Regions from separate parts of the Homo sapiens genome. Here region 2 is linked to region 1. Evidence: chromatin loops called from intact Hi-C (ENCODE). Cell type or tissue: Caco-2. All regions are shown on one strand.

Region 1 (5,000 bases):
AGGCCCTGTGGCAGGAATGAGTGCGCTGTGTTCATGGACCAATTAGCAGGCCTGTCCAGCTGGAGCAAAGTAAGTGAGAGGAGAGTGGTGGAAGAGAAGGCTAGAGGTAAAGGATTGAGGGTACATCTGGAAGGGCCAGGCACAGGGTGATGGTTGAACTGAATGCACTGGGGTTGTTCCCCATCTGTCTTCATGAAGCAGAGCTGTGGAGGCATAAAGACCATGATCTCAAATCGGGTAGAGGGGACTGGAGCTGTCAGTGACTTTACTCTGTCTGCTTCAGATCTCTGACTTTCTAGGCCTTCCCAAAGACAAGATCTAGGATATCCATAACAACTCCTAAGAAGAGAACTCACCAGTGTTTTGTCTGCTTTTTGCCTCAAAGGTCCATAAACCCACCAAGTTCCAGACATTATAAGTATCTACCATTGGAGTGAGGGGTAGGGGAAGACAAAGAAGGCTGTACTGAGCTTCCCATGTGACCACAGCTTGTCAATGACTAAGCTTCTGTTTTTGGAGCCTACAATTATGTTTGCAAATGTTATAATGTAGGAATCATCTAGGAACTTCGTTTAAACTGTAGATTTCCATGTTCCCCAACAGTCGCAAATACGCAACATTCACAGAATCCGCAAATAATAAGGATCACCTGTACATATATGGTGAAGGAAGGGACCAATTTCCATTCCTATCATTTGTTGCTGCAAAGAGAGCCCTCAAAGGTGCTGTGACTATATAGAAAAGTTGCTGATGGCAGCTGTTTACTTAGTAATGATGGAGTTTACTTCCTATATACTTATATCGCTATTATTCTATTCTATTACTCTCCTATTTAAATCAAACACTCTTGAAATAACAAATGTCTTCTGAAAGTGGCCTCATCCAAGACTTTTCACCCATAGTTATTCATATACATACTTTCTATTTCTTCCCCAAGTTTCATGAAACTCAGTCTTTTCAGATCAAAGCAGCTCAGAGAGGTGTTTAGAGGGCTCCTCTAATGGGACTCAGTGCTGAGGTTAAATGAAAACGGGCCATGACAGAAGTTTCCCTGACATGCAAGGCTCTGTTTTGTTACAGTTGCCTTCCTCTTGTCATCTGCATCTGCTGAGTGGCCAACCCCAGTGTCAGACAAGAAGTAAATGTGAGATTTAACAGATTTGCTCTTGAACAGCTGATCTTGCATAACAAGACTGCAGCAAGCTGTCAGATCCTTATGTCCCTAGTCTCTGGACCTTTGCACCTTCTCCTGTGCTGCATTCCTGCTGACCTATTATCCTAAAAGTGTAAAATGCTAACTTGCTGTCTGACTTGGTATTTTCCATGAGATCCCACAATTTGTAAGACAGGAACTCAGTGTCTCAAATTCATTTCTTTTCCTAACTTGTTAAATGGGGACTGGTGAGTCAAATGGGGAATACTGCAGTTTTTTAGACTTACAGTGCAGTTAGAAATACCAATAACACTCATCCACGAGTACCACAATGCACACAAAATGACAAAAGGATAAACAAAGAAATTATGGCAAAATCTTCATCATAAAAACAGTGGCTATACTTGTTTCCCATGTGAGTGCTCCAGCAATTTAAAGATCTAAAATATGTGAAGTAGTTAACCCATGACCAGTAAGACCTCATGTGTTTATCCAGTGAGAAAATGTCCTCTGGGCATTTTTCTGCAGCTTTGCTTATTTGCCTTTGTTTACATATAACAATGAAGCCATCTTGGAATTCATCCCAGTCCTTGAGAGAATTTCATGAAATGTTTAGCCAATGATTTGTTTTCAAAAGCAGTCTAGTTATCAGAGAATAATAAGAAATTATCAGTCATAATTTCAAGTGTTGATCTTTCTGTAAACCTAATAATTTAAATGTTCATTGTTTTAGCAATTCCTTTTTTCTTTACCAGAACATTTCCCTGTTTCTTATATCAGACAAAGTTCATTTACCGAATAAAACCTAATGAGGACACCTTTATTTACAAGATGTTTTATAAAAACAGAAAGAATAAAATAAGACATTAGTAGTTCAGCTTATCTGACTATGTTTTTTGTCCCCTGCCTACAGACATAAGCATCCAAGCAAGCACATGGGAGGAGGCTCAGATCTGTGCACCCGCCCACTGTCCTCTACATCTCATTTGTTTGCAGAGGCCATATTTTAGACACACCGTATCTGAAAAACAAATGGAATTTGCTTAATTAGGTGCATCTTCCTGGCAGCAAAGACAGAGAGAAGATAAAGCACATTCAGAGGAAAATGCTATAAGCTGGAAAAAAAATGGTGGGGGATCCTCTGCCATGGCTAGTAGCAAAAGACATTAAAATGTGAATCTGAATGTCTTTCCAACACCCCATTCTAGTGCAGATGCAAATACTAACATGATCCAGCAGATGGCGCAAGGCTAACTCCAAAGCCTTCTAGAAAGCTAGAACACATTCATTCCGAAGGGCCCCAAATATCAAACTAGAGAACTAATAAGAACTGTTATACAGTACACCTTGGAGCTATTTAATTATGTAATTTTTTTTCAGTTCAACACAGTCCTAGAATTACCTGTCACATTCCTTTTTCTCTCTTTTTTCTGCACACAACAGTAAATTTGGGTGGTGCTTGTTAGAGCAGACAGCCAAACAAAAATCACTAAATACACACACTTATTCTATTCTGTTTAATCTGTTGGATCTACTTGTCTTTCAATACATAATTAATGTACCCAGATCTATTATTTTTATGTGATTTATTCATAATCATATAATTAAAAGTAAATGGAACTGAGAAGTGTGGAAGGCTTTAAAACAGGAAGGAGGAATCTAGTGGTCTTTAATGATGTCAAAAGCTCTCTTGTTTATTCATTAATAACTACTACTTTTGCCTCAAAATTTCCTAAGTTTTTGCAAGCAGTGCAAATCTAATTGTCTGTTTCTTGTGCAAAATTCAGAAGGAAAATATTTCTCAATTACCTAAGTTGTAAAACTACACAAAAGGACACTGAGTTTTTAATAGCAACATTATCTGGAGAAAAAGAGGACCTTCCAAGAATGAAAACAGGATGAGTGTCATAAATGGACAGTCATGACATTCTATGTTTTTTTTTCCCCTCCAGGATCACCATCCCCACCATTAGGTTTTGATTTTACAACAACGTATAGCTCCTCTTAGAAAATGCTTAGGATGGTTTCTACATAGTAGATTCTTTCCAGCCTAATTAATAAGCTAAAGTGACCGTGTGTTTTTCAGTTATAAATATCAGCGTGTGTGTTTCCTGCTGACTACAGCTTGTACCCACTCACTTCCTTGCAATTAACATGTTATATTGTAATTTGTGGATCATGTCTTTACTTCTCCAACTATATTGTAAAGTTCATAAGAATACGTACTTTTATCTTTATACCCCCAGTGTCTAGCAGGACCTAACACATAGAAAATACTTCACAATACCAGCGAAGTAGTCAATTTAATAAAGTGTTCATTCAATCAAAAAGTTCACTTTAACCAGTTATGTATAGGCTTCTTGAAAAGAATTTGTTTTTTTTTTTTTTTTGCAAGTAACATCAAACAGTGGTGACATCTCTGGTGGTCTCTCAGCTCAAAATCCTTCCAAGAACTGGAGATACTGTTCTTTCTAAACAATTTGGCTCCCCCTCACCTGCGAGAACATCAGCAACAGCTATACATGGGAAAGAATATTAACAAGAACTTCTACTTCTTGAGAATTAAATGTGGTTGAAATGACCATGAGTTCAGTCAAAATAGCATTGTCAGTAGCTTCAGACAAAAATAGTCAGAAAAGGCAGTCAAGAGTAGCGAGTTGGCTGCTAGAACTCCAGCCATTCAAAAAATTTTTTTTAATTTAAAATAAAATGAAAAAATTTCAAAGTAGATGGTACACTCCTCTTGGTTGATGACTGTCAACAAGGCTTTTTTCCCTACCATTTATAGGTGTTTTCTTCTAATTCCATACAACCATTTTTACTCAATTTACTTCTCCCCCTTCTTGACATATTTTGCAGTTGCTGAAAATTATACTGAATGTAAAAAGAAGAAAGGAAACACCTACTCAGTGGGGATAAGATCACATGAAAGGATGTTCCTCAGTTAGTCATTTGGGTCACCTACCTATCTTGAGGCAGTCTGTGTTCAAAACAAATCCTGAAAGATAATTATAGTCCCTTTCGCTTTTTATTTTTGAGTGTTTAAAATTTACATAAGTAAAAGATGCTGGTACTATGTTTTCACCTTGTACAATAGTATCTAATTTTCGCCTCTACAACCACCCCTCAGTTACATTTTCCAGAGTGATAGTTCCAACTTTTTATTCCTTTCCAGAAATGTCACAGGTATATATAATAATATACACATACATACGTGTGTGTGTGTGTGTGTGTGTGTGTGTGTGTGTGTGTGTGTGTAATGTTTTGTTCTTCTTTAGAGACAGGGCCTTACTATGTTGACAAGGCTGGATTCGAATGCCTGGGCTCAAGGGATCCTCTCGTCTCAGCCTCCCGAGTAGCTGGGACTGCAGGTGCTCATTACTGGGATCCACACATGTATATATATTTTAAAATGGAATTATACACCACAAACTGTTCTAGGGCTTGCTTTTTTCAATGCACACTACTTGTTTTAATACTGAGTAATATTTCATCGTGAAGTTGCACTATAATTTATTTAATCAATTCTTTTACTGACCAATGTTTAGTTTGTTTTCAATTTCTCATTTCTAAAGGGCACTTTTGTGATCATCCTTCTATCTACCTTTGCATGTTTATACAAGCATATCAGTAGAAGAGTTTTCCTAGTAGTGAAATTGCATGATCAAAGGGAGTTCACATTTTAAATTCAACTACATATTTCCAAACTGTCTCCTAAAACAATGCACCAAATGACTTTGCCACCAAGAGTATACAAACACTCCCCTCTGCACCTTGACAAACTCTCTCCCCAGGTGTATTTTATTATTAGCTCACAATAACTAAAAATATAAGTAATCATAGATAA
Region 2 (5,000 bases), 270 kb after region 1:
TCAAAGCCATTTCTCTTACTAATTTAGTGTTCTTCCCACATCTTTACCAGGTTACTTCCTTCCTTTCATTTAGGTTTCAACTCAGAAATCCTCAGACGGACCTTCCCTGTCCTGTCTACTTAAAGTAACCTCCTCTCCTCCACCTCTTCCATGTCATTGTCTGTCTCATTATTCTATTTTATTGGCTTGTCACTGTCTAAAAATTATCTCATTTGTTTATTGTTTGTCTTCCTCAATTAGTATGTAAGCTCCATTAGCAACGCAGAGTAATTTTCTTGTTCACTGCTATAACTCTAGTGGCTAGAACAGTGCCTAGTGGAGAGTAGGTACTTAAGAAAGATTTGCTGAATGAATGAAAAAAGACACCAGTCTTGATAAGCTTCATGACATATCACCTTAACAGTTACCATCTATTTTTTTTTTCCTACCTACTGGCCATACCTCCTCTTCTAAGCATTGCATGTTGGAATTCCTCGGCTCTGTGTCCTCTGTCTAAATTCTCAGTCAACTTTCTCTCCCTAAGTAATCTCATTCAGTCACATGGGTTCATTTCTTATCAGTAAACTGAGTCCTAAATTTATACTTATAGTGTAGTTCTCTTCTGCCCCATAGAGATCCACTTGAATTTTACATAGGCACTTATACATCATTCTCTACGGCTTATTTCAATAACTGGCATCAACAACCACAGAGCTGCTCAAAACTGAACCTCTGAAATTATTCTTAACTTCTCTCTCCTCACTCCTGGAGAGCCAACCACCAAGTCCTGTTGGTGCCACCTTCTAAACATCTCTGGAATCTTTTTTTCTCATCATTACATTCTCTACACTAGTTCAAGCTACCATTATCTGTCACACAGATTATGGACTATTGCAATGGCCCCTTGATAGGTCTTTCCCCTCTCACGCTTATCCCTTCTAATCAATTATTCACAAAGCAATCATTTAAAAACACAACCTTCCCAAGCTCTCAACATAAAACCCATGATGTTTAAGCGGTTATTGGCCCAGCAGATCTGATCCCCACCTTGCTCTCCCTTTTACTTTCCAGCCACACTAGACCTCATACAGCTCCCTCGGGTTTTCAATAGCTTCAGACCTTCACGTGTTATTACCTCCGCCCTGTACACCTGCATCCTCCGTTTTCACCTGGTTAATGTCCGCTCCTCCTTCAGAGCTAGTGTAACTTCCGGTGGAGCCTTCTCCTATGATTTCTAGTCCCAATTATTAATACTTGCTTGATCATTTGATTAATGCTTTAAGCTACGTATGAGATTGGAGAGGGTTCAGAGTGTACATTTTATCCCAATCCCCCCACCCTCCCCCGCAAAGCCTGTCCTATGGAAGTCCTTCGGGTAAAAAAAACAACGAAGAAAACAAAACAAAAGACAAATGAAAATTCGACTGGGGTAGTGGGAAAGATTATCTGTAGCTACACGACCATTGAAAACACATTTTAAAGATGCAATTTGGGACCAGGGACGGGGGATAGTGGCGTGTTGGAAAGGTCTTTGTGGCGACGAACTTTCAACCGAGGGCCAGGATCTGAGGGTTCAGAAATACACTGCCAGGACTATTATCACCTTTAAGTCATTTACTAGTTTTTAACTTCTGCTTGTCTGCGACAGCGTAACACAGGAAGCAGCTGCAGTCTTCTCAAACCGCAGCCGCTGACCTTAGCGGCAAGAGGCCCGACCTGCCCTCCAGGCGCCCGGCGCTCGGCTCCCAGAGGCGCCGCGCAGCTCCCTCAGCGGCAGTCACAGCTGGCCAGCGCGCACCCGGCACGCGCGCCCCCAGGGCCTCTGCGCGCGGACCCGGCTCTCAGGCGCCGCGGGAGAGGCCCCCTACTCACGGAGCGCGCGGCCCGTGCGCCCACGCTCCGACCGCATTCCTCAGTACGTGGCACCCTTGGAAAGTGCCTGTCTGGTCAATCGAAGAGTCCTCGTTTCGACCAAAAAAATTCCCCTCAGAAATATGCATGGCACGGCAATGAAGGCATTTCACTATGAAGTGGAATGATGATGGTCCGACCAGGTCAGGACGAACATATGAGGGGTTAGATCTAAGCAGGCACTATTAAAGACAGTCGCATCCGGGCCCTCCTGCCGCAAGCTGCCCTCCCAGCCAAGGGTCCTTCAGGTAGGAGGTCCTGGGTGACTTTGGAAGTCCGTAGTGTCTCATTGCAGATAATTTTTAGCTTAGGGCCTGGTGGCTAGGTCGGTTCTCTCCTTTCCAGTCGGAGACCTCTGCCGCAAACATGCTCCGCCAGATCATCGGTCAGGCCAAGAAGCATCCGAGCGTAAGTTCGTGACCGCTCTCCTAATGTTTTCCCTTGTCCTTCTTGCGTCGGGGTGCGCCTCTTTCTGTTCCCTGGGAACGTCCTCATTTACAGCCACTTACCGTCCGTCAGACCAGACCCTGCCTCGCCTAGTGTTTGTCATCTTAGTTGTCCCAGGCCTCTGTGACCCTCTACGCCATGCATTGTGGGGTTTTGTCTGACAGGAGGAAGGAGACGGACACTGCTCGGAAAAAAAACCTAGTTTTTTCTAGTTAGTGAATATTGGAACAGTCTGGTGGCCGCTCTCTTTTGCAGGTTGTGCGGTCCAGGAGGGATAGATGTGCGCTGTGTGGGTCAGAGACTAGCATAGGTCAGGTTCCCTATGTGTTATACCATCTCTGGAGGTTCTTGTATTCGCCGCATTGCACCACCAGGCCTTTTGGTAAATAAGAGGGGTCCGTGATCTTGGAATCCTCACTTTGTCTGGACGTCGTTGCTTTTGGGAAAATTTCGAAGTGTGGAAATTGCAGTTAAGTTCTTTGGCATCTCATTTTTCCTCAGCACATCAATGTGCTGTAGAGCTAAAAGTCTATGCAATCTTTAATCTGTCTTAAATCCGGTTCCCTAAATACGCAGCAAGCATTGGTAGCATTACGTTTTCAGAGATAATGCTTAAAGCCAGTATTTGTAATAGATACGTTTACTTATTCAGATTCTATTTTTCATACATCTTTATAGAGGCACCCTTAAATAATTTGCAAAGAATTTGTTTTTCAAGCCCCAGGATAAAGGAAGCCAGAAAATTTAATGGGAATGACATGTAAATATTAGAGAGGTGAAGAAGACTCGATACATTTTCTTGGAAATTTAAAAATGTACCTATAATTTGCTCCACATTAAAAAGTAAGACACTTAAACCAGAGTCATCTTAACATCCTTTCCAAATTCCATTTCTTTCTTTAGAACACAGTTATAAGAAATCTTACCTCAATGTAAGATCTACTTTATTTAAATTTTAAGACAAAACAGTCCAATAACAGTTTGAGACTTGGAAATCAATGTGCAGAAACTACTGTAATCTCTCGTTGGCCAGTGTTTTAAGTATTTGAAGATGGTTATTCTATTTTGTGTTTGGTTTAGTTGATCCCCCTCTTTGTATTTATTGGAACTGGAGCTACTGGAGCAACACTGTATCTCTTGCGTCTGGCATTGTTCAATCCAGATGTTTGGTAAGTACTTAAAAATGTTTAAAACTTTGATAGCTGATCAAGGCAGTTTAGGAGCCACAGTCTCTGTAGGGCGATAACATTAGGGTAGTAGAAAGAATGTTACATTTACAGTCATACAATAAGTTCAGATCTCAAATCTGCTGTTTTCATTTACTTTTTTTGGTTCATGAAATTATCTAATTTCTCTGAGTCTCGTTTTCTCTTTGGTAAAGTAGAACTGCTAATACCAAATCTTGTAATGTTTTGAGGATTGACATAAAAATAATTGTTTTTATAAAATAATCATGGTTCTCGGCACATGTAAATGTTTTTTGCCTTCACTTGCACATTTGCAGTTGAAAAACAATAGACAATCAAAAGATTGATTCATCATTATTCTATGCACTTTTCTGTATATCACTTTATTAATTAAATGGAAAGGTTTTGTGAAAGCCAGATAAAAAGTATCTTGTGATAGGGATTCTGTGTTCTACCTTTTTTCTAATTGATTACATGAGATTGCTTATTATAGATCCTCTACCTGTTTCAACTTCATAATGAAATAACACCATACCTCATCTAATAGAAAATAAGATTGATCTGTTCAAAAATGTATTCTTAGTACAAAACACTAAATAGTGCTTTATTATTATAACAGTCGTAATGTTTTATTTCTTTTAGTTGGGACAGAAATAACCCAGAGCCCTGGAACAAACTGGGTCCCAATGATCAATACAAGGTAAACTACAAAATTGTTTTAAAGTTGTTAGAAATTGTGTTGTAATAAGTTTTGTCATGGGGTGGGTTTTCTTGAAACTGGATATACGAGTAAAATTCCATTATATTGAACTTTAAAGAGCTGTTAGGTAGTTCTGTGAAATGAAAATGGTATATTGCTCTAATAAATATTTTTTGCTAGGTATTTAATTGCTAGTATAAGAAAAGAAGGAAAAATAGTATAGCTATCATTTACCATTTTCTTAGTTCTTAGGTAGTCTAACACAGTGTTCTCAAACTTCATTATACATAGAGCTTGTTGAAACACAGATTCTTCAGCCTTATCCCCAGAGATTCTGATTCAGCTGGTCTTTTGTGGGGCATGAGAATTTAGAGTAGTCTGTGGAACTACTCTTCTAGAGAATGATTTCATGGACTGAGACCATTTATTGATTCCCCAAACATAACCTTCCTTATGTGTAAAAAATTTTGCATACAAAGACCCTGCACAGCATCAAAACCAAGGGCAGGCCAGGCACGGTGGCTTATGCCTGTAATCCCAGCACTTTGGGAGGCTGAGGCGGGCAGATCACTTGAGATCAGGAGCTGGAAATCAGCCTGGCCAATATGGTGAAACCCCATCTCTACTAAAAATACAAAAATTAGCTGGGCATGGTAGTAGGTACCTGTAATCACAGCTGCTCGGGAGGCTGAGGCAGGAGAATCGCTTGAACCTGGGAGGTGGAGGTTGCAGTGAGCCAGGATCACGCCACTGCACTCCAACCTGGGCAACAGAAC

Evidence for each region. Peaks named below come from ENCODE experiments on the same cell type or tissue, not always from the same donor. Only the 100,000 strongest peaks of a DNase experiment are listed, where the experiment ranks them.
Region 2: it touches region 1 in a loop (9-fold over the local background); 21 of 110 quality-filtered maps call a loop at or near these places.

The regions. Positions count from the first base shown.
Region 1 is chr7:11,209,667-11,214,666 of GRCh38, reverse strand. No RefSeq gene overlaps it. Among named protein-coding and RNA genes, the nearest start is that of PHF14, 240 kb to the right of the region's middle. RefSeq lists enhancers at 2,302-2,351, 2,442-2,491. In Caco-2, a CTCF peak has its summit at 2,380 (motif pointing right); a DNase peak (open chromatin) is centred at 2,376.
Region 2 is chr7:10,937,314-10,942,313 of GRCh38, reverse strand. It overlaps COXFA4 (cytochrome c oxidase associated subunit FA4), which reads left to right and starts at 2,161. Exons shown (of 4, transcript NM_002489.4): 1 at 2,161-2,298; 2 at 3,418-3,506; 3 at 4,167-4,224. The coding sequence starts at 2,257. It overlaps LOC107986767 (a long non-coding RNA gene), which reads right to left and starts at 2,058. Exons shown (of 3, transcript XR_001745091.3): 1 at 1,583-2,058. RefSeq lists a silencer at 1,629-1,878 and enhancers at 1,104-2,024, 1,909-2,178. In Caco-2, no CTCF peak of the experiment used is centred here; DNase peaks (open chromatin) are centred at 1,803 and 2,123; H3K4me3 peaks cover 2,844 bases.